Regions from separate parts of the Homo sapiens genome. Here regions 1, 2, 3, 5 and 6 are each linked to region 4. The links are chromatin loops, found by intact Hi-C in ENCODE. Cell type or tissue: ascending aorta. All regions are shown on one strand. Region 1 overlaps BBOX1 (gamma-butyrobetaine hydroxylase 1). Region 2 has its middle 99 kb from the start of SLC5A12. Region 3 has its middle 37 kb from the start of SLC5A12. Region 4 holds the start of FIBIN (fin bud initiation factor homolog). Region 5 overlaps BBOX1-AS1 (BBOX1 antisense RNA 1). Region 6 overlaps LOC124902649 (a long non-coding RNA gene).

Evidence for each region. Hi-C counts contacts between places; a loop is a spot of excess contacts. Peaks named below come from ENCODE experiments on the same cell type or tissue, not always from the same donor. Only the 100,000 strongest peaks of a DNase experiment are listed, where the experiment ranks them.
Region 1: it touches region 4 in a loop (2.5-fold over the local background); 4 of 110 quality-filtered maps call a loop at or near these places.
Region 2: it touches region 4 in a loop (2.5-fold over the local background); 3 of 110 quality-filtered maps call a loop at or near these places.
Region 3: a loop joins it to region 4, with 5 times the contacts of the local background. A loop is called at or near these places in 14 of 110 quality-filtered maps.
Region 5: a loop joins it to region 4, with 7 times the contacts of the local background. A loop is called at or near these places in 4 of 110 quality-filtered maps.
Region 6: it touches region 4 in a loop (4-fold over the local background); 10 of 110 quality-filtered maps call a loop at or near these places.

What each region holds. Positions count from the first base shown.
Region 1 is chr11:27,060,192-27,065,191 of GRCh38, forward strand. The region is part of intron 4 of BBOX1 (gamma-butyrobetaine hydroxylase 1); the gene reads left to right. All of the region lies in intron 3 of BBOX1-AS1 (BBOX1 antisense RNA 1), which reads right to left. Among named protein-coding and RNA genes, the nearest start is that of BBOX1, 22 kb to the left of the region's middle. In ascending aorta, no CTCF peak of the experiment used is centred here; no DNase peak of the experiment used is centred here; H3K4me3 peaks cover 940 bases; H3K27ac peaks cover 1,527 bases.
Region 2 is chr11:26,818,856-26,823,855 of GRCh38, forward strand. No RefSeq gene overlaps it. Among named protein-coding and RNA genes, the nearest start is that of SLC5A12, 99 kb to the left of the region's middle. In ascending aorta, no CTCF peak of the experiment used is centred here; a DNase peak (open chromatin) is centred at 1,966; H3K27ac peaks cover 984 bases.
Region 3 is chr11:26,756,801-26,761,800 of GRCh38, forward strand. No RefSeq gene overlaps it. Among named protein-coding and RNA genes, the nearest start is that of SLC5A12, 37 kb to the left of the region's middle. In ascending aorta, no CTCF peak of the experiment used is centred here; no DNase peak of the experiment used is centred here; H3K27ac peaks cover 2,911 bases.
Region 4 is chr11:26,992,523-26,997,522 of GRCh38, forward strand. It overlaps FIBIN (fin bud initiation factor homolog), which reads left to right and starts at 1,590. Exons shown (of 1, transcript NM_203371.2): 1 at 1,590-4,565. The coding sequence starts at 2,005. The coding sequence ends at 2,640. LOC124902650 (a long non-coding RNA gene) reads right to left here and starts at 1,589. Exons shown (of 2, transcript XR_007062630.1): 1 at 1,461-1,589. In ascending aorta, a CTCF peak has its summit at 2,287 (motif pointing right); DNase peaks (open chromatin) are centred at 1,699 and 2,278; H3K4me3 peaks cover 5,000 bases; H3K27ac peaks cover 5,000 bases.
Region 5 is chr11:27,156,496-27,161,495 of GRCh38, forward strand. All of the region lies in intron 2 of BBOX1-AS1 (BBOX1 antisense RNA 1), which reads right to left. Among named protein-coding and RNA genes, the nearest start is that of BBOX1-AS1, 60 kb to the right of the region's middle. In ascending aorta, a CTCF peak has its summit at 2,489 (motif pointing left); a DNase peak (open chromatin) is centred at 2,446; H3K27ac peaks cover 336 bases.
Region 6 is chr11:26,840,140-26,845,139 of GRCh38, forward strand. All of the region lies in intron 1 of LOC124902649 (a long non-coding RNA gene), which reads left to right. Among named protein-coding and RNA genes, the nearest start is that of SLC5A12, 120 kb to the left of the region's middle. In ascending aorta, no CTCF peak of the experiment used is centred here; a DNase peak (open chromatin) is centred at 2,192; H3K27ac peaks cover 5,000 bases.

The sequences.
Region 1 (5,000 bases), 68 kb after region 4:
CATCCTGTTGGTACTATCCTCACAATAGCAAATGAGTTCTTTGAAGATCTGGTTGTTTTAAGGTGTGTAGCAACACCTCCCTTATCTGTTTCTCCTGCTTTTGCTATGTGATCTGCCTGCTCCCCCTTTCAGCTTCCATCATGATTTTAAGTCTCCTGAAGCCTCCCCAAAAGCCAAGCAGATGTCAGCACCATGCTTCCTATAAAGCCTGTAGAACAGTGATCCAATTAAATCCCTTTTCTTTATGAATTACACAGTCTCAGGTATTTATTTATAGCAATGCAAGAACAGGCTAATATACCAGCCTTGTTGAGTTTTGTAACACCTCTCCTGGAAATTCTTAGCCACATACCAAGAGAGAGATTTTACCTTAACTCCTTTCAAATCTGAAATTCTTAAACATGTGTGGTAACTCTCCGTGGCTTTAAATGAGACTTATGACACTTTACTAGGTATGAAGATGTTACTAATCAACTTGAACCAAATAGGTTCACCATTTCTTCTGGTTATCAATAATAGAGCATGATACTGTCCCCTTTCTCTTTAAGCATAGACCAGCCATGTCAAGAATTTGGTTCCTCCATTTCTTTAGTCTCACCATTCTGATGGCTGACAAGGTTTTGTCCTAGTGCTTTCTCTCTAAACTACCAGTTCATTTTTCCCTGTATCTAGCTGGTTAAATCCAGATGGGTATCCAGGGAAAGATGTTTTTATTGCCTTCCTCCAATGAGTGCATTGCTAAATTCTTCAAGGAGTCTCCAATTACATAATTTAGTACCGATTGTCTGGGTCACATCGCAGTGTCACAAATGTATTTTTTTAAATTTATTTTAGACTTCTTCTGGTACTCAAAATATTTTTCCTTAACTCTGCTCTAATTTTATAATCCTATTGGATTTTACTTTCATTTCCTTCAAGTTCTCCTTTTGATTTTTTCAGGAAATACATGCCAACTTTTTATTATTACAGCTTAAGCTTTTAAGCATTGTAAAAGGATATGGACATCCTCCTCCATTAATATTTCTTGATGAGTGCAGTTTTATAGCTTACATTTTTCAGTACTATCGGGCAGTAGCAAAATGGAAATGATACTACACTCAATTAAGTAGTGGAAAAAACTGGTCACAATGACAGGCTGCAATCATGAATAATATAAGAACTGGCTGCTATTTAGACACTGGAAAATATTTTAATAGTTTAAAACAAGATCAGATTTTTAAAATACATTCTCAAGCTGTGCAGTTGGTGGGTAAAAAAAAGAAATTAATGAGCCATTTTTGGAATATTGGTTCTATGGCTTTTTGCCTGTAGAATTTGATACCTTATTTCATTGCCATTGCAGATTTTCAAACATTTATATTCCAGAGCATGCAAACAAACTCAGTTACATTTGTGAAAGGATTTTGTTTTTTAGTCCCAGTAGTAATGTTTTCTCTTCTGCAAGCATAACCCTTGGAGTGAGGGTTACAGAGCTTTTAAAATCTGGAATCAAGATGCAGACAATTTTTCCTTGATCTTCCCCCTGGCACTCGCTGTTGAACTCAAAAATGACAAGACAAATGATCATCATCCAAAAAACTTTTATCATGGGACACAGTCATAGCTGAAAGGAAGACACGGATAATTATCACTCCCTCATAAATTTCTATTCAGTTGCACATATATTGGGTATCTATTTTGTGCCAGGACCTCTGTAAGGAAATATCAAGATTTTTTTAAAAGACATAGATTCTCTCCTTGAGGACTTATCAAGTCTGAAAGGGAACAATAGCCATGAGAAAATAAGTATAAGACATTACTTGAAGTACATTAAAACCACACATAGAAAGTTAATGATGACACAGAAGAAGGAACTTGAAGGGATGAAGGAATGATCCTCAGAAATGAGGTAATACTTGAGTTGCACTTTGGAGAATCAATCAGTTTGTCAGGCAAAGATAGATAGAAAGTAAGGAAATTCTCAACAAAGAAAAAGGCAGGCAGAAAATCATCAAAGGGTAAAATAGTAGGATAGGTTTGGAAAACTGCAATTAGTTTAATATTGGTGAAGTTAAAATTGTTAGGCAACAGAGAAGAAGGAAGGGGCCAAACCATGAAGTGGCTTATATGCCCTGCTTGGTCCTAAACCTGCAGGCGATTAAGAGTTTTCCCAACAAGGGCTCAGATATGCCATCCCCTTAGCTTCTCCATACTGATGCTCTTCTTTTAAAGCCAGAGAAATGAGTTTAAGATCTTTATAAGTTTAAGAAGATGATTGCTTTCATTTTTTCATCTGTATTTTACATTTTCCGAGTTGTGTCTTTCTGATTTTAATCAAATGAACATAACTTCTCAAATGCCTACAAGTTTGTACATGTCTCCTAGGCTTTCTTTTTCTTTTTTTTTTGAGACGGAGTCTTCCTCTGTCACCAGGCTAGAGTGCAGTGGAGCGATCTCGGCTCACTGCAACCTCTGCCCCCGGGTTCAAGTGATTCTCCTGCCTCAGCCTCCCGAGTAGCTACAGGTGCTACAAGGACTACCGGCATCACACCCAGCTAATTTTTGTATTTTTAGTAGAGATGGGGTTTCACCATGTTGGCCAGGATGGTCTTGATCTCTTGACCTCATGATCCGCCCACCTTGGCCTCCCAAAGTGCTGGGATTGCAGGCGTGAGCCACCGCGCCTGGCGGGCTTTCTTTTTTTCTTCTTGCATTCTCCCTTCCTCCACAGTGCACCTGCTTGGCTCTTGGCTTATATTTACCCCACAAAAGAGAGTGAAGTAATCACATCTGTGTTGTAGAAGGGCCTTGATCGTGGCTCTGAGTTTGGATGGACCAGCATAGGGAGTGACTGGGGTCAGGGTAACCGTAGCATGACCTAGAAATAGTCCTGTAAAAGACAAAGAAATTTTGAGAGGCAGGGAGGATGGAGGAGGGTGTAGAATCTGTATTCAAAAGGAACATATATGACCTGTAGGACAGCAAGTTGCCGGCCATATTCTCTAGTCTCTCTCAACTGAAATCCTAACACTTGAAGCTCAGCAGTACATGTTTCCAAACATATGGGTGAAAATGGAAGACTTTAAATCATATTAGAGACAAGGTTTTTATGTACTAATTATAATTTAGCTCTCGTGAAATTTTGGCATAATTATATGCTCATTTTTGTCACTAACTTTGAGATGCAACATTCCCAACATATAACTGGCAGGACCAAAATGGAAAAAAAAATCACTATATAGTATGATATACATATGAAGCTAAATATTTGTTCTTTTTATTAATCCTCAATATCAGAATGATAGATGCTTGATTATCTCTCTGAATTGGTACTGAAGTATTTTTGTATTAATCTCTAACTTTAATAATATTTTTTATAGAATATTGAGATTTAAAAAGCTATAACTTGAAGAAAATATTTTATTTCCATGGAGACAGGCTGCTCAGTTTTCTCAGCAATCCAGGGATGGAGTACATTGCACAGTCAAAAAAAAAAAAAAAGAATATTTCCCCACAATTCTTTATGCCTCTCTCATGGCAGTCTTTACCATCTACTAAATCAGATTATAGCCCTTCAGTCTATAGCTATAACGCACTCCTTTGTTTCAAAAGTAGCATTCCATAAGAGGAAGTGAAAACTCACAAATAACTGTTAGGACCCTCTAAAATCTATTCGTCTTGTACATGGCAAGAAAAAGTAGAGAGTTCTTCCTTTCTTGCAGAGAACCATATATTTACTTGAAGATGGAGACTTTATGACAGTGCAAAAACCAGATTTGGTTTGGTGCAGAGGCCATTTTTACAAAGCATTGTCATAAAGCAAAAATCTTGTGTGTTTTTCTTAATTCAATTAATGTACAAAAGAAATATGCCTCGCCCATGTGATATTTTGCCCCCATCTCTAAGCCTTGCTACATCCATTCTTGAATTCTCAGAGGTGGGAGCCTGCAATGCAAATCAGGGATGGGGTAAGTGTATTGTTTCACTATTGTTTGGTAATTATAAAAAGAACTAGCAAGACTTGGTGGGTTGTTGTTTTTTTTCAAGCTGCGTTAGGATGTCCCAACAGTATCAGGGCTGCCAGGTCAGAATGGCTTCCAAACAGCCCTGTCAAAACAGCTGCCTTAGAGCAATTAAGCCACCACATCATCTTCCGAAATGCATTCCATTCCCAAGAGAGACTAATAAAGATTCCTTCCCTAAAGTCACCCAAACTCATAACTCAGATACACAGGTGGGAGAATAGCTCACTGGATTTATATGTTTAAGAAGCATGTCTTTGTTCTGTTTTGCCTGTCATATGCAAAATGGACCTACTGACTTGCAGAGAAATATCTCTAGGTTTTCTGTGAAATGAATATAGCTATCTCAAATGCATGTGACTTTATTATAACTGTCTGAGGGGTTCTTCCTGCCTGCTGCTCAAAGAAAGACCATGGTTTTACAGTAAAAAAGGAGTTTAATAGACATGAGGCCAGCCATGCCATGGGGGAGATGGAGTTAGTCCTCAAATCAATCTATCCAACGCTCATAGGTTAGGAGTTTTTCAAAGGCATTCTGGGAAAGGAGTGGCAGCGACTAGGCTTGCTGCTGATTTGTTTGGGCAGAGATGAAATCATAGGGGGTCAAAGCCATCCTCCTGTGGGCTAAATCATTTCTGAGTGGGGCCACAGGGGCAGGATTGGTGGGTCTAGGTAGACCCATGGGGTCCAGTGGAGCCATAGGTGTCAGACATGAAAAAAAAAAACAACAAAAAAAACATCTCAAAGGCCCATATACAATAGTGGTGTTACCTGCAGGAATGGCTGACAATCTGTTTCTATGCCTTAGCAGAATCAGGCTCCTCTCTTTCCCCTAACCTGATGGTCTTTCATTAGTTTTGCAAAGGCCATTGAGTTCTTGGGGAAGGCCTATTCCCATTTAAAACTATAAATTAAATATCTCTCAAAGACAGCTTAGCCTAAGCCCAGGAATGATTAAGGGAAAGGCAAGATGGAGGAGGTGGGTTAGATCAGATCTCT
Region 2 (5,000 bases), 170 kb before region 4:
CTGTGATGTGAACCATCTGTGGGTCTTTCAGCCATGGATACCAGCACCTGCTCTGGTGGAGGTGGCAGGTGGGTAAGATGGACTCTGTAAGAGTCCTTGGCTTTGGTTGCTTAATGCACTATTTTTGTGCTGGTTGATCTCCTGTCCAGAGGTGGCGCTTTCAAGAGAGCATCAGCTGTAGTAGTATGGGGAGGAAGAGGTGGTGGCCAGGGCCCTAGAACTCCCAAGAGTATATGCCATTTGTTTTCAGTTACCAGAGTGGGTAGGGGAGGACCATTAGGTGGGGGCAAGGCTAGGTGTGTCTGAGCTCAGACTCTCCTTGGGCAGGTCTTGCTGCAGCTTCTGCTGGGGATGACGGTGAAGTTCTCAGACTAATGGAGTTATGTTCCTAGTAGGATTATGGCTGCCTCTATTGCATCATGCAGGTTGTCAGGGAAGTGGGAGAAAGCCAGCAGTGACAGGCCTCATCCAATATCCACACAACCCAAAGGGCCGGTCTCATTCCCACCACGTCCCCCACCAACAGCACCAAGTCTACTTCCAGGTAGTGGGTGAGCAGGACCGAGAACTTGCCCCAGGCTACCCACCTCCCAGCTGCAAAAGAAATTAGGGCTTTCCTTCTTTCCCCACCTGTGGAGTCTGCGCAATGGATTCACTCCCTCCCTTGAGTTCTGGCCAGGAGACTTCTCGATTGGTTGAAATTGTTAACAAAGTTCAGCTGGAGGTTTGCTTCTCTCTGTGGCCTTTACCCAGTGCCTCTGACCATCCTCCCCAAGGATCCCTGTGAGGCAGGGCAGAAATGGCTTGCTAGAGGACCCAGTGAGACCATAAGGCTTTTCCTGCTGCTTCCTCTACCCCTGTATTTAGCTTGTCTCTCTAAATTGACTCAGCTCCAGGTAAGGTCAGAATCTTTTCTCATAATCTAGACCTTCAGGTTCCCTAGTGGGGGTGTGTGTTCCAGGTGTTTCCCAAGCCCCGCGGGAGCAATCTGCTTTCTTCAGAGGGTCTGTGGGTTCTCTTGGCTTTCCTAATATATTCCTGCAGTCATTCTGGAACAAAAGATCATGATGCACGCCTCCACATACTGCTCTGTCCGTCTGAGTGGGAGCTGCAATCTACTCCTGCTTTCTGTCCACCATGATTCTCCCACAATCTCTCTTGGTCAGGACACTGTCTCCAACTGTGGCCCTGGCTTGGCCTCCTCCAAGGTGCTGGTTGACAAGATAATGCAATTTTTGACCTAAAATATCATGTCTTCTGCCAGCATTCATGAAACTATGAGAGGCTAACTTATTAGCTTGCAAGTAGGGTGAAATCTCAGACCCTTTACAGTTCTTGATAAGTAATTTCTAGTTAGACTTCCAAACAACCGTGTGATACCCTATTTCTTGATATTCATGGACAAATAGATTTTTACTCAAAAGAATTTTGAAAAAGAAAGAAATTAAGGATGAAATAATGTGTCTGGGTCAAATTACTATACTTCACAATAGACATCTATGAAGTGATTTTGAAAAGTTTGTGAAAAATTGAATTAAAATATAAAAATAAAAATATAAATTTTATTTCTTACCATAAGCTCTACCAAATTCAGGACACTTTTGTAAGCAATGATACTGGCCATTTAGTCCATTCCTGAAAACTGAAGGTTGTGGAAATTTAACCACCTCAATGCAGTTATTTTAAATTACAATTATTATTATTATTATTATTATTATTATTATTTTGAGATGGAGTCTTGCTCTGTCACCCAGGCTGGAGTGCAGTGGTGCGATCTTGGCTCACTGCAAACTCTGCCTCCCGGGTTCAAGCGATTCCCCTGCCTCAGCCTCCTGAGTAGCTGGGATTACAGGCGTGTGCCATCATGCCCAGCTAATTTTTGTATTTTTAGTAGAGATGGAGTTTCACCGTGTTGGTCAGGCTGGTCTCAAACTCCTAACCTCAAATGATCCACTCACCTCAGCCTGCCAAAGTGCTGAGATTACAGGGGTGAGCCACCACACCCAGCTGTCATTTTTAATTAGTAACTGAAGAAAAATAAATGCCTTTTACAGATTTTTTTTTAAGATTAGGAAATGAAGTCAGAAGCCAAATCATGACTGTAAGGTAGTTGCCTAACAATTGCTTAATAATTTTGAAATACTTCCAAAACTGCCCTTGTTTGATAAAAGGAATGAGCAGGGGCATGGTTGTGGTGGAGAATAACTCTGGTGAAACTTTCCTTGGTATTTTTCTGCTAAAGTTTTGTCTAACTTTTTCAAAACACTCTCATAATAAGCAGATGTTATCATTCTTTAGCCCTCCAGTAAGTCAACAAGCAAAACGACTTGCGAATCCTAAAAACGCTGTTGTCATTACCTTTACTCTTTATTAGTCTGATTTGCTTTAGCTGGACCATGCCCACCTCTTAGGAACCATTGGTTTGATTATGCTTTGTCTTCATGATCATTCAAGTAAAGTCATGTTTTATCTCATGACAATTCTTTGAAGAAATGCTTCGGGATCTTGATTCTACTTGTTTAAAATTTCCATTGAAAGCTCCACTCTTGTCTGCAGCTGAGCTGGTTTTGGCACCCATTGAGGGAAAAGTTTTATAATTTAATTTTTTAGTCAGAATTGTATAAGCTGAACCAGTTGAGATGTCAGTGATGTTGGCTATTATTTCTACTGTTAATTGTTGGTCGTCTTTATTCAGGGCATGGACTAGATGAGTTTTTTTCCTCACAAATTAATGTGGATGGTCTGCCACTACAGGCTTCATCTTCAAAATCATCTTGTCCATCTTTTATGTTTTGACCCGAACATAAAAGTCAAAACCATAAAATTTTAAGGAAAATATCTTCACACCTTGGAGGCCGGCAAATATTTCTTATTTAGAGCACAAAAAGCGATGTGTAAAAATTTGTTTTTTTTTTTTTAGACAGAGTCTTGCTCTGTTACCAGGCTGGAGTGCAATGGTGCAATCTCAGCTCACTGCAACCTCTGCCTCCTGGGTTCAACTGATTCTCCTGCCTCAGCCTCCCAGGTAGCTGGGACTACAGGCGCCCACGACCACGCTTGGCTAATTTTTGTATTTTTTTTTATAGAGATGGGGTTTCACCATGTTGGCCAGGATGGTCTTGATCTCTTGACCTCAGATCATGAGGTCAAGATCTGCCTTGGCCTTCCAAAGTGCTGGGATTACAGGTCTGAGTCACCGTGCCTGGCCCAGTGTAAAATTTTTAAAATTATAAATATTACTTAATATTTATTGAAAGATAATAAACTAGACTTACATATTTATAGCCTGTCTCACTGAAGATCCTACTAAAATTTATATATATAAACTTTAATTTTTTTCATTCTAGGTAATGAAGGGGACATGAAATGTCATCAGTAAATAAGCAAACTCAGTTAAATTCTGTTGGACAAAAGCAGTGGTTACTGTGGGAACAGAACAGAGGTTAGAATACTAGCACAAAAAGAATATAGGGAAGAAATAAACAAATTTGTCACAAAGAACCATAGAGAGCCAGGGAATTCAGCAAAAACATTGGTATAGAAATGGAGGACAGGAATGAAATGTGGGGCTGAAAACAGAAGGAATAATTTATTACAAAGTGTGATAGATGTCATGGCTCTCACTCATATTTTTTGTTTTATTTCTTCTCAGTACAAGGTAAGATTATACTGCCCTGTCCCCCTGAAGTCAGAGATGCCAAGTGACTTGATTTGTTTAATTAAATGTTAGTGAAAGTAATATGTGGCACTTCCTTTAACATCCATGACAATTTACTCAACTTTCACTTCTGTGGCACTCTACTCTCTTGGTTTTATTCTCACTGTCAAGCTACAAAAACTTACTCTCTTTAGCAGCCATCCCTTTCCTGCTCATACCCTAAATCCTGTATTCTTTGTAGTTCTGCCCTAAGCTTCTTATTTTATCACTGCAGATTCTCCACAGATAATCTCATTTATTCTAAGTCTTAATTACTATCCGCACTTCTGACTCTCAAATATACTGTATTAGTTCATTCTCACACTGCTATAAAGACATACCTGAGGCTGGATAACTTATGAAGAAAAGAGGTTTAATTGACTCACAGTTCTGCCAGCTATACAGAAGACATGGCTGGGGAGGCCTGAGGAAACTTACAATCATGGTGGAAGGCAAAGGGGAAGCAGGCACAATCTTCACATGCAGAGCAGGAGAGAGAGAGCAAAGAGGGAAGTGCCACACACTTTTAAACCATCAGATCTTATGAGAATTTACTCACTATCTTGAGAATAGTATGGGGAAAATCCACCCCCATGATTCAATCACCTCCCACCAAGTACCCTGTCAACACTGGGAATTATAATTCAACATGAGTTCTGGGTGGAGATACAGAGCCAAAATATATTATTCCACACCTAGCCTCCCTGAAATCTCATTTCCTTCTCACATTTCAACACAGAATCATGCTTACAAAACAGCCCCCAAGAGTCTTAACTCATTCTAGCATTAACTCAAAAGTCCAAGTCCAATGTCTCATCTGAGACAAAGCAAGTCCCTCTGCCTATTAACCTGTAAAAATAAAAGTCAAGTTAATTATTTCCAAGATACAGTGAGGGCACAGACATTGGGTAAATGTTCCCATCCCAAAATGGAGAATCAGCCAAAACTAAGGGACTACAGGCCCCATGCAAGTCTGAAACCTAGCAGAGCAGTCATTAAATGTTAAAGCTCCAAAATAATCTCTTTGACTCCATGTCTCACATGGAGGACACGCTGATACAAGGGGTGGCTCCCAAGGCCTTGGGCATCTCCCCGCCGTGGCTCTGCTGGATACAGCCCCTGCAGCTGCTTTCACAGGCTGGCTTTGAGTGCCTGCAGTTTTTCCAAGTGCATGGTGCAAGCTGTTGGTGGCTCTACCATTCTGGGGTCTGGAGAACAGTGGCCCTCTTCTCACAGCTCCACTAAGCAGTGCCCCAGTGGGGACTCTGTGTGGGCACTCCAACCCCACAATTCCTCTCTGCAC
Region 3 (5,000 bases), 240 kb before region 4:
CACATTCTTCTCTCTACCTGAAATGTTGTATAATTTGACCAACCTCTCCTCAACCCCACAGCCTCAGCCTCTGATAACCACCATTCTACTCTCTGCTTCCATGAGTTTGACTTTTTTTAGATTCCATATATGAGTGAGATGGTGTGGCATTTGTCTTTTTGTGCCTGGCTTATTTCACTTAACATAATGTCTGCCAGGTTTATTCATGTTGTTGCAGATGATAGGATTTCCTTCTTGTTTAGGGGTGAATAGTATTCCATTGTATATATATGCCACATTATTGAAATCCATTCATCTGTTGATGGACACTCCGGTTGATTCCATGTTATTCTACCTTTGACACCAAGTCTGCGTACCTATTGAGCTCTACTCTTTCTTTAATCTTCTGGCTTGTTTTCTTTCCTGTGTCTTAGTAACTGGCCACTCTACCTTTGCCTCAGGATCCTCTTCTGTGCCTGATACCTCTGAGCAGCTCTGGTCAGATCTACTCAAAACCTCAGGTTCCTCATCCTTCATTCCTGCAGAGGATATTCCCTACTTTGAAGTAAATAAAATTTGTTTTTTCTTGATTGGTAACATGTTCTTTTCAGAAATCAGGAAGAATCTTTGTGTTCAGGACCCTTGAAAAGTATCTGCTGTAAGGGTGATTTTCGAGTAGCAGCCATCAGAGAGCAGGCTCTTAATCTGGTAGCATAAAATACAATAAAGCAACCAGAGTACTGGTCATGACATTTGGTAACTTGGTAACACCAAAGTAGCTGAGGGAAGCTTTTAATGAAGATTGTGGAGGCTTATCTCAAACATTAAAAAATTAAACAAGTCTTACTTTTTAGTTCTTAAGTAACAGGAGGACATCTCTTTGTATGTAGGTACTTTATTTCTCTAGGATAATTTTCAGAAAATAATTTGTCAGTTGACTACTTTGGGGGGCAACTAAGTTATTTTGGAGATTCTGTTAAGTCCTGGGAGAAATTAAAGATTAAAAACTTATTTCTTGATCTCTAGCCATTCATAAATGTAACAGGCAAGTCTATATAATGCAATGTAATGTCAAATATAATATGTTCAAAGTACCAATGAAGTACAGAGGCAGAAGAGCTGAGAGGATCTTATGTTTCTTGAAGAAATATTTCAGCTGGTCCCCAAAGGTTTAATGAAAAAAAAATTCAAAATGAAAATAAAGAAAAATCTTGCTGGTGGGAACACCATGAACAAAGGCTTGGAGGCATGAAAAGTACATGACACAATGGAGGAAAATAAGTACAGAATTATTGCTAGAATTAAAGACAGAGGAGATTGTAATGGGGAGAAAGTCTAAAAATAATTCCCAGACCAGAACATACAGTGCCCTGAATCCCAGGCTAAGAAGATTTCATTTCTTTCTGTATTCCGTGAAAAGCCCTTGAAGGATTTTAAGTGGAAGTATTTTTAGAACTATGCCTTAGAATGAGTTATCTTACTGCTATAGTCAGATGGTAAGATTGAAAGCCAAAAAAACCAATTATTAAAATAACACCAATGGCAGATGTGAAAGACTTGAAATAGTACATTACAGAAAGAAAGAGACTACACTTTGGCCACTTAAACATCTAGAGTTTGAAAAGGTGGGCACTGAGATTCTCTGTGTAGTTGTCAACTCCATTCTTGTCATTGCTCACAAGGAAGATCCAAAGTAAATGTTTCTATTTTAAAAAGAGCTTTATGGAAACACTCATAAGGAAATAGTTGTGTGCTTAAGAACATCAGCCCTGGCCCTCCTAAAGAGGGAAAACCTTGGCAAAGTAAAGGATTGGTGTTTACATTTTCAAAAGCTGTTTTATCCTTTAAATGGTACCTATGATATAGTCAAAGAAGGCTGGTTGTCAATTTTACTGCTTCTGTAATGATAAATGTCACCCATTTTCTCCTTTGCAGGAGAGTGGATTTAGATTTACCAAGTTTATCCCAAGAAGCTAATTTTGAATGAACAATATGAAATATGATCATGGAAAATTTAGGCGTCAGAAATTAAAAACCTAAAACTGAAGAACATAAGGACTTGAGGGACAATTAGAAATTACCTACTCTGGAGTTCTCTATCTTTTTATCAGCCCAGACTCTTCATTTATTTTTTCACTTAATAGAGAGCTTCACACAGGTCATGACCAGGGTGACCATGTTTGGTTACCAACATTGTTCACCATTTATATCCCAGCAAGTCCTATAAAGTTCAATAAATAAATAGACTTATAAAGTATAAGTTAAATGATTAGTAGCCAGTTAGCACTATTCATCACCTTTATAAACCAATATGATCTAAATGCATTGATAAATTTTAAACAAAAGCAGACACTCAATAGTTTGATTACTTTTATGGCTTATGTTTTCCATTAAGCTTTTAGAGATAATTAAAAACAATTTAATAATTCTTGTTATTATCGTATATTCCTAAATCCTTAATGATCCCGGGGACTTTGGGTTAGGAACAGTAGTTCTAATCTTATTCCAAATGAAAATGAGGCACAGAGATGGGAAGTGACTTCCAAGGACATATAAGTATCATCAACATCCTATAATTTAATCTTAAGCAGCTTTTGGGGCAAGGAAAAAAAAAACAATCTTAAGATTTGCTGCAGTGGTTTCTTGTGTCCCTGGTCTGTGAGGCTGATTACATGCTGTTCTGGCTTCTGACTTTTAGGTAGAAGGCCAATGGCTGCACCTTTAGCTCTGCTCTTGTATGTAGTTTTTTTCCCCCTAAAAGTGTTTAATTATACCAAAAAAAGCAGCTGTCTTTGATCACACAACTTGCTTGCTAATTTCTCCAGGTTGCTTTAACATTGCCATCTGGACACATTACTCTTTTCTTTAGATCACTTTTAAATAACCATGACAATAAAAATATTTTTAAAATAATAAAAAAATCAGAAAGACAAAAAAAAAAAAAATCCACACAAAGCCCAGAAACAATGGAAAGAAGCAAGACAGGGTTGATTTTCCTGGAGGGAAAATATAGTCACCTGGTAATTTTGTCTTAGTTCTGGGAAAAGAGCCCTGGTTGTATCACAACCCCACCTGTGCCCTTCCTCTAATTTCTTTCCTACTCCTTTACTGTCTGCCTGCCCTCTCTTTCTTCCTGCTATCTGGGTAGGACCTGAGGCATGTCAGGTACCAGGTTTCTACTGAAGATTTCTTGTCAGTGCAAAGATAGAATACAATCAGATTGTTTAATTCTTCCCCTATGAATTTGGTTCCAGAAATGTTATATATTAGTGACTAGAAAAAGATGAGTAATGACTGGGCATTAGGTCGATGTGCAGACTGCATGTGACCTGAGTAGATACAGGATGTGTTATTGAGATCAGCAATATTTTCAGAGAATCAGGGTTGTGTGCTTGTACACAGGATTAGAAATAGATTCAAAGACCCCTCTCTAGTCCTGTTGTGTATGATCAAATCTCTTTTACAACTTCCCTGTCAAATATTTATCCAGTGTACTTCTCAATACCTTTCATGACAATCACATATATTGGCCTGCTCTGACTTTTGGAAAGAGCTTTCTTATAATAAACAGAAATTGGTCTCCCTACGAACTGCCCAATTTGTTCTATTCCTACTCCTTCTTATCACATAGAATAAGTTAAATTACTTTTTCCCTGACGGCTGTTTCTGATATTTCAGAGATGTGATCACAGCTCCTTTGAATTTTCTTATCTCCAGGAGAAATTCCCCTGGTTCATTAAATTATTGTTCTTAAGACTTAACCTCTACATACATTTCATGTGTTAAAGTTCCTGTTTCTCATTTCACCCACAACTATACACAGTTCTTTTTTGAGAATATTTTGAAAAATAATACAAGTAATATATATTTACGAGTGAAAAATTAGAAAACCACAGATGGCAAAAAATATATATTTTAAATGACATGAATAATTTATATGCAAAAAGGGATGCTTTTGATATTTTGGCATATAACTTTCCAAAATTATTCACATTCATACAGACACTGCTAAATTTTAGCAAGATACTTAAGTGAGGGTAAGCTTAAAAAGTAATTCCATGTATGTCTATTTCTAAGAATGGGCACCAAAAATCACCTTGGAGTAAATTTTCTTTTTCTAGGAAGTATCACTTAACTGAGTCCTTATAATTATGCCAATTTAAGGTTTGCTGTCACCCACTGCTCTAAAGAGAGGCCAGCAAATTTTTACCGTAAAGCCAGGAAGTAAAGGTTTAAGTCTTTGGGGGCCACACGAGGTCTTTGTTGCTGCTGCTCTTCCTCCTCCTCCTCCATTTTCTTCTTGTTGATTTACAAACTTATAAACTTTTAAAAAATGGTAATACCATTCTTAGCTTACAGGCTGTAAAGAAGCAGGGCACTGACCAGAATTTACCAAAGACTAAAGTCTGCTCACCCCTATTCTAGAGGAAGGATTTAATAGTTTCTCAATTACTAACCTAGGCAGCCCCCACGAAACTCCTTGATATATAGAGTTCATCTCTGGGGATGTCTTAGGTAAATTTGCATAGCAATCAATGAGCCCCCTGGGAAGAAAGAAATAGAAACATCAAATACTAGCTTTTTGAGGTGTAATTTTATTAGACTCCCTTTAATGGGTTGAGACGTTCCCAGCTGAGGTGTGACAACTGGAAAGCATGCCGAAGGCTGCAAAGTAGAACTAGCTAAGAGACTAACAGACATCTGGATTATTGGCGTCGACTCTTAAATGGCTGGAGAAGAGAACTGACTTTTACATAGCTCATGACTAACTAAGCTGGTCTACTAAAAAGATTATGCCTTGGAATTAATGACTAAGGGTGTGAATATATTCTTGGAGAGTTGTAATCCTCAAAGGGGCTTTCTGTTTTAGTCATAGATTATGATGTAGTAACAATTACCTCAAACCTCTGTGGCTTAACAGGATAAAGGCTTATGTATCACTCCCAGCCTGATGGATAGCTTTCCTAGGGAGCTCCCCTGTGCAACTCTCCTCCAATTTATCACTCAGGGATTCAGGCTCC
Region 4 (5,000 bases):
CCCAGAACAGTGTGGCACTGTGAGTCTGAATGAAGCCAGTCCCTTATTACTTGGGGAGGGAGATAGGTATGGAACACTGGCAAGTCAACATGAATGTTTCAGTTACATTTCAAGGAAGAAGGAGAAAATACCCATAGAAACAGGAGTGCTGCCTGCTTCTGCTTTCCCATGCTTCCTCTGTTTCTTTTCTTCCACAGCCCTATTGATGTCCAACTTACATCTTATTTATTTACATATTTTTCTTTTTTTGAGAAAAGGTCTTACTCTGTCACCCAGGCTGGACTGCAGTGGTGCGATCTAGGCTCACAGCAACCTCCCTCTCCTGGATTCAAGCAATACTCCTGTCTTAGCCCCCTGAGTAACTGGGATTACAGGCATGCACCACCATGTCCAGCTATTTTTTTTTTTTTTTTTTGTATTTTCAGTAGAGATGGAGTTTCACCATGTTGGTCAGGCTGGTCTCGAACTTCTGACCTCAAGTGATCCACCCACCTCTGCCTCCCAAAGTGCTGGAATTACAGACGTGAGCCACCACGCCTGACCTATTTTCAAAAATTTAAGTTTTCTATTTCCCAAAATATAAGTGCCAGGAAGGCAAGGATTTGTCTTTATTTTTGTTCACAGCTGTATTCCCACTACCTCAAATAGATTTTGGCATGCAGTAAATGCTCAAGAAATATTCATTAAACAAATGAATGGCCTTTAGGATGGCCATTTGCCAATAAGTTCATAAATTAGAAATTAAAATGGCCAGGTTAAAAAAAAAAAAAAAAACATTGTTTTTCTCCCCCCAAGTTAAATTAAAAGACCTTGTGACAATTAGTTCTGGCTCAACTAAAGTCTAACTGTGTGACTATAATCAATTTGCTTAACATTCTGCTCCTTCATTTCTCCATCTGGAAAATGGGCATAATAGTACCAGAAACATTCTTCAAAAGCTTTCAAGACTCTCAAAAGAGGCAACAACTATAAAAGCATTAGGTTCAAGATTCAATGCAGATGCTTAGCATTGTTTCATAAAATTAAATAAGGATCTCATTGTCCTTTAACTCACTAAGCTGGCAAAATTTCATTTTTCTGCTTCTGTTCTTATACATACTAAAGACTATACATTAAGCAACTTTCTGTATTTTCATTTCATCCAAAGTATTGTTGATATAAATTTTAATTAACCAATCATTTTCAAACAAAACTGTAATTTCTGACACTTTAAATTTGCCTTCAAAGTCACAAAGTTTTAAAGATAAAAATAGATATACTCAGAAAATCCAACCTGATATTTATTGAGACACGTGAAATGGCATTTTTCCAGGGTAATCATTCCTTCCCCCTCCCAATATGTCAATAACAAACCAGGGTTTTTGTGGTGGAAATTCCATTTATTCTCTTCTCATTTTCTCTTTCGAGCTAAATTCTATTGTAGAGTCTTCCCTTCCAACCTTTAAAAAGCGACCCTGTACCTTTAATAGTGGAGACCTGGTGAGAGGTTCTTTTCCAAACTTGTTCCCTGGCTTCCAAGTGACGAAACCAGCTGTAATTTGAGAGCAGAGAGATCCTCAGGATATCTTTAGCCAAAGGAAAAGCTCCGCATTCCCACCCAGTCCAGAAATTGAAATACTATCAGGGGGCAAGAGCCTTTCTCTCCAGCTACACACTCCATCTCCCGGGAGCAAGGGGAAACTCCGAGAGGAGGGCAACAGAGCCAGCATCTTGCCAGGGCCCCGGAGGAGGGGTTCCCCGCTACGCCTGTGCCGGAGGAGTTCCAGTCACCGAGCGAGGGGCGCAAGGGTGGGTGCATCCTGCGCTGCGGCGGGCGCGCTACCCAGACGCTGGTGTGCAGAGCCACATGAAGCCTGCTGGGGACTGGGGGCCAGGGAGCAGCAAGCCAGCTGGGACTGAGGCGGACGCTGTCTCAGGGAGACGCTGACTCGCAAAGACACTCCCTTCCTTGTGCCTGGGTAAAAAGTCTCCTCCTGGGGTCCCTGGCCATCCTGAATATCCAGAATGGTGTTTCTGAAGTTCTTCTGCATGAGTTTCTTCTGCCACCTGTGTCAAGGCTACTTCGATGGCCCCCTCTACCCAGAGATGTCCAATGGGACTCTGCACCACTACTTCGTGCCCGATGGGGACTATGAGGAGAACGATGACCCCGAGAAGTGCCAGCTGCTCTTCAGGGTGAGTGACCACAGGCGCTGCTCCCAGGGGGAGGGGAGCCAGGTTGGCAGCCTGCTGAGCCTCACCCTGCGGGAGGAGTTCACCGTGCTGGGCCGCCAGGTGGAGGATGCTGGGCGCGTGCTGGAGGGCATCAGCAAAAGCATCTCCTACGACCTAGACGGGGAAGAGAGCTATGGCAAGTACCTGCGGCGGGAGTCCCACCAGATCGGGGATGCCTACTCCAACTCGGACAAATCCCTCACTGAGCTGGAGAGCAAGTTCAAGCAGGGCCAGGAACAGGACAGCCGGCAGGAGAGCAGGCTCAACGAGGACTTTCTGGGAATGCTGGTCCACACCAGGTCCCTGCTGAAGGAGACACTGGACATCTCTGTGGGGCTCAGGGACAAATACGAGCTGCTGGCCCTCACCATTAGGAGCCATGGGACCCGACTAGGTCGGCTGAAAAATGATTATCTTAAAGTATAGGTGGAAGGATACAAATGCTAGAAAGAGGGAATCAAATCAGCCCCGTTTTGGAGGGTGGGGGACAGAAGATGGGGCTACATTTCCCCCATACCTACTATTTTTTTATATCCCGATTTGCACTTTGAGAATACATCTAAGGTCATCTTTCAAAAGAGAAAAATTGGACACTTGAGTGACTTTGTTTTTAGTTTTGTTTTTGTACATTATTTATGTGATTGTTATGGAATTGTCACCTGGAAAGAACAATTTTAAGCAATGTCATTTCTAGATGGGTTTCTAATTCTGCAGAGACACCCGTTTCAGCCACATCTAAAAGAGCACAGTTTATGTGGTGCGGAATTAAACTTCCCCATCCTGCAGATTATGTGGAAATACCCAAAGATAATAGTGCATAGCTCCTTTCAGCCTCTAGCCTTCACTCCTGGGCTCCAAAAGCTATCCCAGTTGCCTGTTTTTCAAATGAGGTTCAAGGTGCTGCTTTGCATGCCTGCCAACCCATGGAAGTTGTTTCTTACTTCTTTTCTCTCTTATTTATTAACCATGGTCTGAGAGTTGTTTTTGTTCTATGTAACAGTATTGCCACAAAACTATAGGCAAATCGTGTTTGCAGGGAGATTTCTGATGCCTCTGTGGGTGTGTGTAAGTTAAAGTGGCCACATTTAAGAAGGCCAAGCTTTGTAGTGGTTGCACAGTCACACTGATATGCTGATTTGCTCTTTCTCATTGTATGTCTATGCTTTGTCATCAGTGCTATAGTAAATTACAAAGAAATAGGTAGATTGTATGAACATACCCACAAATGCCTATGATTTAGGTTACCAATGTATTCTTTCTCATTTGGGGTTTTGCTTCTGTCTGTCTGTTTATTGGAAACTTGTACTTCAAGTAGGGGGAATCCTAATTCTAATAACTCCTTAGCTAAGTTTTATTATTCAGGCAATAAACATGTTTTCATGTAATACTGGCTTACTTTGTAATTTACATCTGTAACTTTCATATTTCTAAAAGGGGCCAATGCAAAAGGAGAGAGAAGGACTGGATTTAAGCCAGTTTACTTAGAGTATATGATAAAGAAGGCAGAGGAATAGCTACATATTTGGCAATTCTCCTCTCTGTAGTCACCCTGACATCCTCACAAGAAAACAAATCTAGCCATTGCCCAAACTTTAAATTTGATCTCTATAGGTCTGCTTAAAGACTCAAATTTTCTCCAGTTTCTCTCATAAATTCAATTGCAAAAGTTTCTGACAAGGCTCATACCCTGTACCCTTATGCAGAGCAAGCATTCCATCCTAAGTTATAAACTACAGTGATGTTTAATTTTGAAGCCAGGTCTACATTATTTAATTAATGGCTTCAAAAGGTGGAGATGCACTTTATTTAATGTCTTTCCCTAGCTAATTCTTACTCTCACCTTAAATATGCTTTCTTGTTGCATATATGCACAGATACACACACACACACACACGAAAATAAATAAATGTTCATATTCTTCTGTTCAACAGACATTTATTTTCTCCTCTCCCTTGAATAAGAAAATAAGTTTTCCATTCCTATGAACTGTCTAATATCTTTCTATTACAGAAGGGGAAACTGAGGCTGGGAAAGGCTAAATGACTTATCCTCCATCAGTTATAACAGCCCCTGGTCTTCTTAAATTTAAACACGGGACTTCCCGAACTAATTTTTTTAAGGATACTGAAAAATGAGAGAGAGTGGTCGAATGCCTGAAATTTTGCTTAACTTACTGTACTTAAAATCAATTATAACTTCTTTTTGTTACTCAGGGCCCCACTTTTTGTTGCTTTCTAGACTTGTGTGTAGAAAGAAGATTAATGATCACTTAAAGTAGTTTCCTTCTTTATTCTGAAAAAATGAGGAAAAAATAACAACAGTGGCAAATAAAATCATATTTGGTACTAAAATGTTTGTAGTTTGAAGTCACAATCATTCATGCCTCAAAACATTTATATCACTCACTTCATAGTGATCATTTGGTAATTCATAGACTTACAAATGTCATCTCCTTGATTTTCCCAGCTGTAATGGGAGGATATTGGGCATGTGATAGTGATGGAAAACTGTTTTCCCTGTGCATGCTAATTTCAATCTATTGGTAATGCTTCCATACCATATTATGTTATCAAGGATTCAAAAGACACAGAAGTGAAGAGTGTCATCCCTAATTAGAGATATCTTCCATGGGTGCAGGAAGGGGAATGGTAACACATCTGCTACAAATTTGAAAACCCTGAAATAGATTATGTATGAGGTTCTTTCCAGTGCTAACATTCTATGATTCCTACAAAACCAGAACGAAATTATCTGGCATCCAGTCACTCCACTCAAGCCTAGATGTA
Region 5 (5,000 bases), 160 kb after region 4:
CTCCTTCACTTATGAAGCTTAGTTTGGCTGGATATGAAATTCTGGGTTGAAAATTCTTTTCTTTAAGAATGTTGAATATTGGGCCCCACTCTCTTCTGGCTTGTAGAGTTTCTGCCAAGAAATCAGCTGTTAGTCTGATGGGCTTCCCTTTGTGGGTAACCTGACCTTTCTCTCTGGCTACCCTTAACATTTTTTCCTTCATTTCAACTTTGGTGAATCTGACAATTATGTGTCTTGGAGTTGCTCTTCTTGAGGAGTATCTTTGTGGCATTCTCTGTATTTCCTGAATTTGAATGTTGGCCTGCCTTGCTAGATTGGGGAAGTTCTCCTGGATAATATCCTGCAGAGTGTTTTCCAACTTGGTTCCATTCTCCCCGTCACTTTCAGGTACACCAATCAGACGTAGATTTGGTCTCTTCACATAGTGCCATATTTCTTGGAGGCTTTGTTCATTTCTTTTTATTCTTTTTTCTCTAAACTTCTCTTCACACTTCATTTCATTCATTTCGTCTTCCATCGCTGATACCCTTTCTTCCAGTTGATCGCATTGGTTACTGAGGCTTGTGCATTCGTCACATAGTTCTTGTGCCATGGTTTTCAGCTCCATCAGGTCCTTTAAGGACTTCTCTGCATTGGTTATTCTAGTTATCCATTCATCTAATTTTTTTTCAAAGTTTTTAACTTCTTTGCCATTGGTTCGAACTTCCTCCTTTAGCTCGGAGTAGTTTGATCTTCTGAAGCCTTCCTCTTTCAACTCATCAAAGTCATTCTCAATCCAGCTTTGTTCCATTGCTGGTGAGGAGATGCGTTCCTTTGGAGGAGGAGAGGCCCTCTGATTTTTAGAGTTTCTGGTTTTTCTGCTCTGTTTTTTCCCCATCTTTGTGGTTTGATCTACCTTTGGTCTTTGATGATGGTGACGTACAGATGGGGTTTTGGTGTGGATGTCCTTTCTGTTTGTTAGTTTTCCTTCTAACAGTCAGGACCCTCAGCTGCAGGTCTGTTGGAGTTTACTGGAGGTCCACTTCAGACCCTGTTTTCCTGGGTATCAGCAGCGGTAGCTGCAGAACAGCGGATATTGGTGAACCGCAAATGCTGCTGCCTGATCATTCCTCTGGAAGTTTTGTCTCAGAGGAGTACCCGGCCGTATGAGGTGTCATTCCACCCCTACTGGGGGGTGCCTCCCAGTTAGGCTACTCGGGGGTCAGGGACCCACTTGAGGAGGCAGTCTGCCCATCTCTCAAGCTGCGTGCTGGGGGAACCACTACTCTCTTCAAAGCTCAGTTGGAAATGCAGAAATCACCCGTCTTCTGCATTGCTCATGCTGGGAGCTGTAGACTGGAGCTGTTCCTATTCGGCCATCTTGGCTCCCAAGCCATGATCACAAGTTCCAACAATAGGCTGTCTGCAAGCTGGAGGAGCAAGAAGAGCCAGTCCGAATCTTAAAACTGAAGAACTTGGAGTCTGATGTTCAAGTATTCCTGGAAGCATCCAGCACGAGAGAAAGATGTAGGTTGGGAAGCTAGGCCCATCTCCATTCTTGCTTTCTTATACACAAAATAAAAGAAAGTAAGCTCTGTGAATTGTTGATTGACTTGTATATCTCAAGTGTGAAGATTTATTTGATGAAAATGTTAAATATTTGTGAGTGTATAGCTTATGAGATGCAGCTATAATACGTTTAAACCAATGGAGTTTTATTGGCAGAGTAAACGTACACTTGCTTCTAATAATACTCACAATAAAAAATAAGGCCTGTCCCAAGTGCCTTAGCTATGGAGTAATCTGTATCAGTCAGAAAAACTTAACTCCACCCCCAGAAAAAGAGGTTAGCTACCTTCAGATTTGTCTCTGTTTATTTACTATGTAGACTCTAAATCCCATACTGGGGAGATTACCTGTGTTGTCAAGGTTTCCTTTCAAGAAACAACAAACTCTTCACAGGTCAGGTAGCACTTAAAGCTCATGAAATGGAGAATAAAGACAAAGTTGGCATTCTGGCATTCAGAAGGGAAAAGTCTTTAAAGAGTAAAAAACATTCCTATAGTTAGTTGTATAAGTGTACGGAACCATGGGGCATTGCATGACCCAATTTTGGGGCAATTCATGAGTAAGAAAGTGGAGAATTGACAAAGCGGTTAGAAAGGAGGCGTGTTCTACAACAAGACAAGATTACAGAGCCTTTTGGATAAATTAGGATTTCAGCTGGTGCCCCCAATTCACGTTTTTTTGTTTGGTTGGGTTTTTTGTTGTTGCTGTTTTTTGTTTTGTTTTGTTTTAGTAGAGATAGGGTTTCACCATGTTAGCCAGGATGGTTTCGATCTCCTGACCTCATGATCTGCCCACCTATGACTTCCCAAAGTGCTGGGATTACAGGCCTGAGCCACTGCTCCCGGCCTTCCAATTCACGTTTGGAAGAGGAAACTTGCAGATCGGAGTGACTCATTCTTCAAGTGTGTTCTTTAGGCAGGGCCTCCATCTAGTGGTTTGCCCTGGAAATTAACCCGCAGCCTTTATTAAATACACACTACTTCTTTTCACAAACTTTATGAAAATAGAAAATTAGAGCTCCCTCATGTAGCATGGCAGAGGAAAATTTCCCTCCTGAACTCATGAATTCTGTCCTTTCATTGCTTGCTAAGAAGTGCAGCATTCTTAACGTCTAGATTTTGTCATGCCCTCTCCATTCATGGAGTTTTCATACCCAGTGTATCTCTTTGCACATAGAAGAAAACTGTGATTTCTAACAACCAAAGAAACAAAACTGTGTGTGTCTATGTGTGTCTGTGTCTCTGTGTGTGTGTAGAGTGTGCTAAGAAAGAGCTCAGCTGTAGAATAGACAATAGCAATTGGTAAAGGTGTGGACATATCATAAGTATTAGTAAGAACAACAGGAGAATGGATGAATGTTAACTGGACAGTGAGATAAAAGCAGATGAACAAACTTGCAAGGGAGGAACAGCATGTCTCACCAGGAAGCAGAATGGGGCCAAAACAAGCTGAATCTCAGCTGGGACATACATAGTCACTGAATCAGTGACGTCAGATTTTCAGAGCTCTCCTGCTCCTATCTGTAACTTTGAACAAGTCCTTCTCCATGTGAGCTTCTGACATTTTATCACTGGATTTGTTTTTTTTTTTTTTTTTGGAAACGAAGTTTCACTCTTATTTCCCAGGCTGGAGTGCAATGGCATGATCTCGCCTCATTGCAACCTTCGCCTCCTCAGTTCAAGTGATTCTCCTGCCTCAGCCTCCTGAATAGCTGGGATTACAGGCACATGCCACCACACCCGGCTAATTTTCTGTACTTTTAGTAGAGACGGGATTTCACCATGTTGGCCAGGCTGGTCTCAAACTCCTGACCTCAGGTGACCACCCCCCTCGGCCTCCCAAAGTGCTGGGATTACAGGCGTGAGCCAGCGCACCTGACCTTATCACTGGATCTTAAAGCTGCTTTAGCCACATACCCCTTGGCAGGTCTGATAAGCAATATGGACCCTCTTCTCTCACTTACATTTAATTTTTTACACAATTTTTATGATTTAAGGACATCCCTGATTCCCAGTTTTACTATTTTGTAGAAAATAGGCCTGTGACAATTCTTAGCACTGGTGCAGTTTTTTCTTTTGTTTAATATTTCCTTATTTTCACTCTTAAACATTTTTCAGTCCCTTCTGTGTGTGCTCTCACATATTTTTCAGTGCCACTGACTCTGTTTTCCCCATCGTTGTTCATTTTTCCTTCTGTTTTCCGTTACTCATTTGTGTCATCTCTCTCCGTTTATGTGTTTTATTAGACATGTCGTCTTTCAGCCACACTAAGAGCAAACAGCCCACTTAAAGAAAATCTTTATGTCCCTCAAGACAGAATCAGAAAACATGACATGGGAAAGTAGATGAGTGATAGTGGGTAAGAAAGAAATTCTAAGAAGTCATGACAGTGAGAAATAAAGGAAGAAATGTACAGAAAGACACCAGATAAAGACCCTTCCAATTTAGGGCAGCACCTTTCAGCTTTTATGAATGTATGCCATATTTTCAAATGCTAGAAATCTTGGGAGCATATGTGAATGTGTGGAGGATTTTTTCCCCCAAAGATGCTCAGAACAATGACTCTCATCCCAGAGACTCTTGTTAAAATGCAACTTTGGCATTCTGCCCATCGAGAGATGGGTCTGTATCCCCTCCCCTTGAATCTGAGCAGTCTGTAACTCACTTGTAACAAATAGATTGCAGTGAAAGTAAATTCTAAAGTGAGGTCAGAAAGGGTGAGGGTCCCATGGAACACCTGCACTGGGGTCTTTGGTTCCCATGTGAGCACTCCAACTGCTCTGAGGCTGCCATGCTGTGAGGAAGCAAGCTAGTTTACATGAGGAGACGACATGGAGAAGCCCTGAGACTATCTGAAGAAGAGATATAAGTGAGAGATCTAGCTGTCCCCAGCTGCTCCATATCTCTACTGTTACAGCTGTAGCCACCAGCTCACTGAAACTTCATTAAAGACTCCAGAACCATCCAGCAGAGCCTTTCCCCAAATCACTAACCCACAGAAACCAAGAGAGATGATAAAACAATTGTTGTATTAAGCCAGTAAGTTCTGGAGTAATTTGTTACACAGCAATAGATAATTGGAATGAAAAGAAAGCATCGAAACAATTCTAAAGAAGTCAGGGATCATTAGAATGTAATCACCACTGCAGAATCATTGTGACTCACACTGCCTATAAAAACATCCTTGATTTCTTCCACAGACTGATTTCTTCCACAGACTCTCCTCAGCAACATTCCCTTCTGGGTATACTCAAGTTCCAGTAAACACTCTCATTCCGTGACTCTGGCTTGATATAACTATTCTATACCCTGCCCTGCAGTGCCTCCCTGACCAGCTCATCTCAATGTGTCATTTCACAGACACCAACATAATACAAAAGTATTTGGATCAAAATCTAGTGGCTCACCTAGTACCCAGATCTTGATGTCTAATACTATTTTTCAATAAAAGGA
Region 6 (5,000 bases), 150 kb before region 4:
CTCACTTGGCTTGCTCTTGCTCCATGAGTATTTACTGAATTAATGAAGCTGTAAATTCCAGATCACTGGGTAGTCCTTGGAGGACAGACTGAGTGAGAATACTGAGTATCTAAAGGTTAAGTGGGAAATATTAGGGCTAGAGAATATGAAAGAGCACAGCATAGAAGTGGCTGAATATTCAATCCTGTGCTAGAAGTCTTTCATTTGCTCTCCAGGTCCAGGCTCCACATTTCTTCCTCCCTCTTCTGTGCTCTAGGAGCCTAAACCCAAGCAACTATAGCATAGGCTCCCTAGCCCTCTGGCTTCTAGTTATACTCTGCCAATGGGGGACACCAGCCAGAAACCAGAGGCAGGAACATAGTGTAGCAAGGTATTCATTTCGCTGGATGGTTACCTGCCAGTTTTCCACACAGCTCGCTTCAGGCCTCTTCCTCCGTACAGCTTCCCTCTTTCTGGCTCCTGGTAACTCTACTCTGCCCTGGTCTCTTTAGCTCAGTGGCAGTCCCAGCACCCCCACTGTCACTGGCCCTTAGGGAAGACACTAGACTTTGCTATGCTCCCTAAACCTCGCCCACATCTTTCAAAATAGTGCTTTTATTCATTTCTACTCAAAGTGTCCACTTTGAGTAGAGCCACCTGTTTCCTGACTGAACCCTGACTGAGAGTTCCTATAGAGAGCCAGCCTATTCTGGAATAATAATAGCAAAAATAATGGAGAGAAAAACTGATGTTGCTGCATTCTATGTATTTCAAAGTAGTAAACAAAATAAAAATTGTCCCTGGCCTCACAGAGCTTGTGGTCTAATAGTCATCTCTTCAATCATATCCAGAGGTTTGTATTTGTTTTTTTTTTTTCAGATTCGGGGTTTTAATTGTATTTTTAACCGACAACTAGTCATTGTATATATTTATGGGGTACAATGTGATGTTTTGATATATGTGACATTATGAAATGAGCAAATCAGGCTAATTAGCATATTCATCACCTCAAATATGTACCATTTGTGGGGAGAACATTTAAACTTCCAGGCTCAAGGGGACAAACACCATATGATCTGACTTACATGTGGAATAAAAAAAAAAATCAAACTCACAGAAGCAGAGGGTATGCCAGAGGCTTTGAGGCTGGGGTGAACAAGGAAGGAGAGATATTGGTCAACAGGCACAAAGTTTCAGTTAGATAGGAGGAATAAGTTCTGGTGTTCTACTGCACAGCAGTGACTATAATTAATTACAGCAGTGTATTGTCTATTTCAAAATAGCTAAAAGAACCAGTTTTTAAATGCTGTTAGTAAGATCAAATGTGAAAGATCTGTTTAAACTCCAGACAAATCATCTAAGACTTAGGAGGAGAAAAGGAGAGGGTTAATTGTTACCTACAACTTGTGGGATTATATACTGCAAGGGGTAATAGTCAACTCACTACTCAATAGGGAGAAAAATTTTAAAAAGAGACTAAAACCAACATAGAAAATTGTGTGTAGGTTCATAATAAGTCAGGCAGGTATAGTTGAAGATGCGGATAACAACTAAAAGTTATCGAGCTCTAACTAAGTCCCAGGCACTTAGATATTTGATTATACTTGTTCCTCACAAAACACTCTTAATCCTCACAAAATATTACTTATGTTTTAAATATGGGGAAATTGAGGCACAGAGAAATGGAGACCCCTGCTCAAGCAGTCAGGGGGTAGGGAATCTGAGTATAAGCCTGGGACCCATCCTCTTAAACATGACTCTAAATTAAGTAAGGATAAAGGAAAATATTGTATTACCTAATTGGTAGCATCAGGCACTAACACATTCTAAAGTACTTGGTCATCTAATCCGAAAATAGTTTAGGGTGCTTAAAAGGCTTTTAAGCATCAGTCATACACCAAAGATCTTTATTCACTGGAGCCAAGAGGCAGAAAGTAAGTTCCAGTTTTCATTTATTCATCATTTCACTCTGCCCTTGGACTCAAAAGAGCCCATGCCACCTCCTGATGGAAAAGCCCAAGTTACGTTTGGGAATTATAATTTCTCTTTTTCTGATTCTACTTACTGGCAGGGTAAAATATGTAGAAAAAAAGTGTTCCTCCATTTGCCTTCTTAAATACTTTCTCTTGTTTATAAACCTAACAATCATCTATCAGCAATGCTGTTTCTACCCTGCCAGAACAAGGCCTCAGGAAACCATTTCCTCTGGAGCAATTCCAGAAGGGCTCAGTGAGCACTCAATACCTTTTACACTGATGGACTGTATGGGTTTCTTGCTCTCAGCCCCTGTAGGATTTGCACATTTTGTTTTCATGCCCATCACTCATGGACAGAAGTAAAAATATGCTATTTACCTCTTTCCACTTATGTAGACCTCACATTTTGTTTCACCTTAGTGGCAGTGAGGGGGGAGTTTTGTTCACATTTAGCAAGTCTGGGCTGCCTATTGTGCACAACAGCTATTGCCCAATTGCAGTTTATGGAGAGTCTAGAACCTTTTTTTTTTCTTTTTATGCTACCAAGGGATTAATGACAAAAAAATTGGCAAAGAAATTGCAGTCTGCAAGTTATAACCAATATGAGTTGATGAAATCCAGATGTGAAAATCTCCCTCCACCATCCTATGCCTTCCACAATATAGGTGTATGACCTCGGTGAAGGCAGGGCTTGTAATTGCTTTTATTTGGAGACATGTGGGCTCTGCTTCCCCCCAACCCCCACCTTCTTTTCCCACTTTGAAGGAAAGAGTGACTTGAAATGTATTTTTACACTTACTAAAACGGATGTGGAAATAAAACTTTAATTACTGGAAAAACTATTAAGAAGAAGTATATTTTATTCTTCCAGAGCCATGAGTTTTTCAGAGCAAAGTTGTCTTAGACCACTTCAGTTACCACAACCCCAGGAATCAATGGAAACCTCACAGACTGGGCAGAGTCTCTGCCTTACCCTCACAGTGATCACTGAGATTCAAGGATGGAATGTTCTAACACATGGCTCATCTGTCTTGCAATTTAAACCTAATTAGACTAACTTTTTTCCCCCCAATTGCCCTGCTTGTTTCCATGGCAGTGCAACAATCATTCTAAAACTTGGTGGCTTGAAACAATAATAATCGTTTTCTATCTCTCACAATTTTATGGGTCAGGAATCTAAGAGAAGCCAATATGGGCCTTCTGACTTGGGGTCTCTGATGAGGTTGCAGTCAGACAATGGCGAGGGCCAGGATCATACTGAAGACTTCCTCCCTCACATGTTCTGATGTCTGATCTGAGAGGACTGTAGGCTGACTTATCTGGGACTCCTTGGGCATCTGTAACGCTATGGGGTGTCTTCACATGTTCTCCCCCGTATGGGGGCTTCAGGGTAGCTGAATTTTTACATGTTGACTTAAAGTTCTGAAGATAAATGTCCCAGAAAGGTCACAGCCAGGCTAGGAAGACATAGTGTCACTTCTGGCATCCACTATTAGTTGAGACAGTTATGAAGGTCCATCCAGGCTTGAGGGGAGGCGTGGAGAGAGAGGGTAAAAATCCTGCCTCATGATGGAGGTCTATCGATATTATATTGTAAGAAGAATGTTTGAGATGGTTATCTTTGAAAAAATGCCACAGTATGCCACATCCCTTAAGAAACAATATCCCTGAAAAAAAACAACATGCTACTCATTATGTCAGATTTTTAATATCTAACAGACCTAGTTGTCTGACTACAACTTGTTAAATCAGTTAAAAGTAGAATTTTAGATATTCAGTTTTTTTATTGCAGAGCTACTCTAATTGGAAGCCTATACAGAGGCAAGCTCTCAACAATTAATTAGGAATCCATGAACTTGTGTGGCATGTAAGAAGCATGGTTATAATATGGTTATAATAAAAATGGGAAATAAATTAAGATCTTTGGGCATCTACTATGTGTCAGCCACTGTCATACATTAGTTACCTAAATTATAATCATTAGTCAAACAAACATTTATGAAATGTCTCCAATCTATCAATACTAGTTGTGAGGAAGATCAATACGATAGACCTCATTCAATTCTCAGGAAGTGGAACAACAGAAACTCAGATTCTCAATTTTATGTTATTTCTTCTGATAAGCTTTATTTTTATGGATTTTACACAATAATAGGATGCCAACTTTCAAATTATTGGATGGACTCTAAGTCTACCTGAGTATGGAAAAGGGATTGGTCAGAAAAGACTGGGCATTCAGAGATGGTCTTCATCTTTATCCTTAGGTCTATGGAGTGAAACTTGAAGCAGGAACTAGGCTAAAGGGTGGATAAGTAGAAAGAGGAGACACAAGGAGAATAGCATAACTAAAAGTGAAAAGACCAGTGTGTATACAGCCTTTGTTCCAAGAGCAAAGAATAGAAGCTAAGTAATATTTTGAGTGTGATGTCAACATTTCAGTATTTTATTTTCAATGGCATTCTTTTTTTAGCTTGTTTGGTAGGAGCAAGTACCTAAGTCATTATGAGAAAAGACAGATATAACCCTTCCATTAGAAAATAAAATTTAAAAAAATCATGATGGTTGGGGACTAACAAACCATTGACAAGTACTTAGCTTTTAATTTTCTATATTTTTATATTTCTCAGTGATGGCTGTTGCTCTTCATCTATCACTTGTTCAAAGCACACATTTAAGATATTAATTACACCAATAGGATGAACAGGAGGTAGAGAAATAGTAGAGGTTTGTTGTGTTTTCTTATCTACATGTGAACACTGGGACCTCATTTCTATAAGGACAAGAGAATTCTGTGTAAACCAGTTTGAATGGAATGAATATTCATAATAACAATATCAATTACTATTTATTTATTCATTGCATAAGATGCACTTAATTTTATACTATAACCCTATAAAGTAGACGTTATCATTTCCTTTCACAGATAAGGAAACTAAAGTACAGAGAAGTTAAACAGGCTACCCAAAGTACCAGCTAAGAAATGGCAAAGGCATTATTTTGAGCCCGTGCCACTTGACTCATTCCAGGATGGTGCTTCAGTATGGA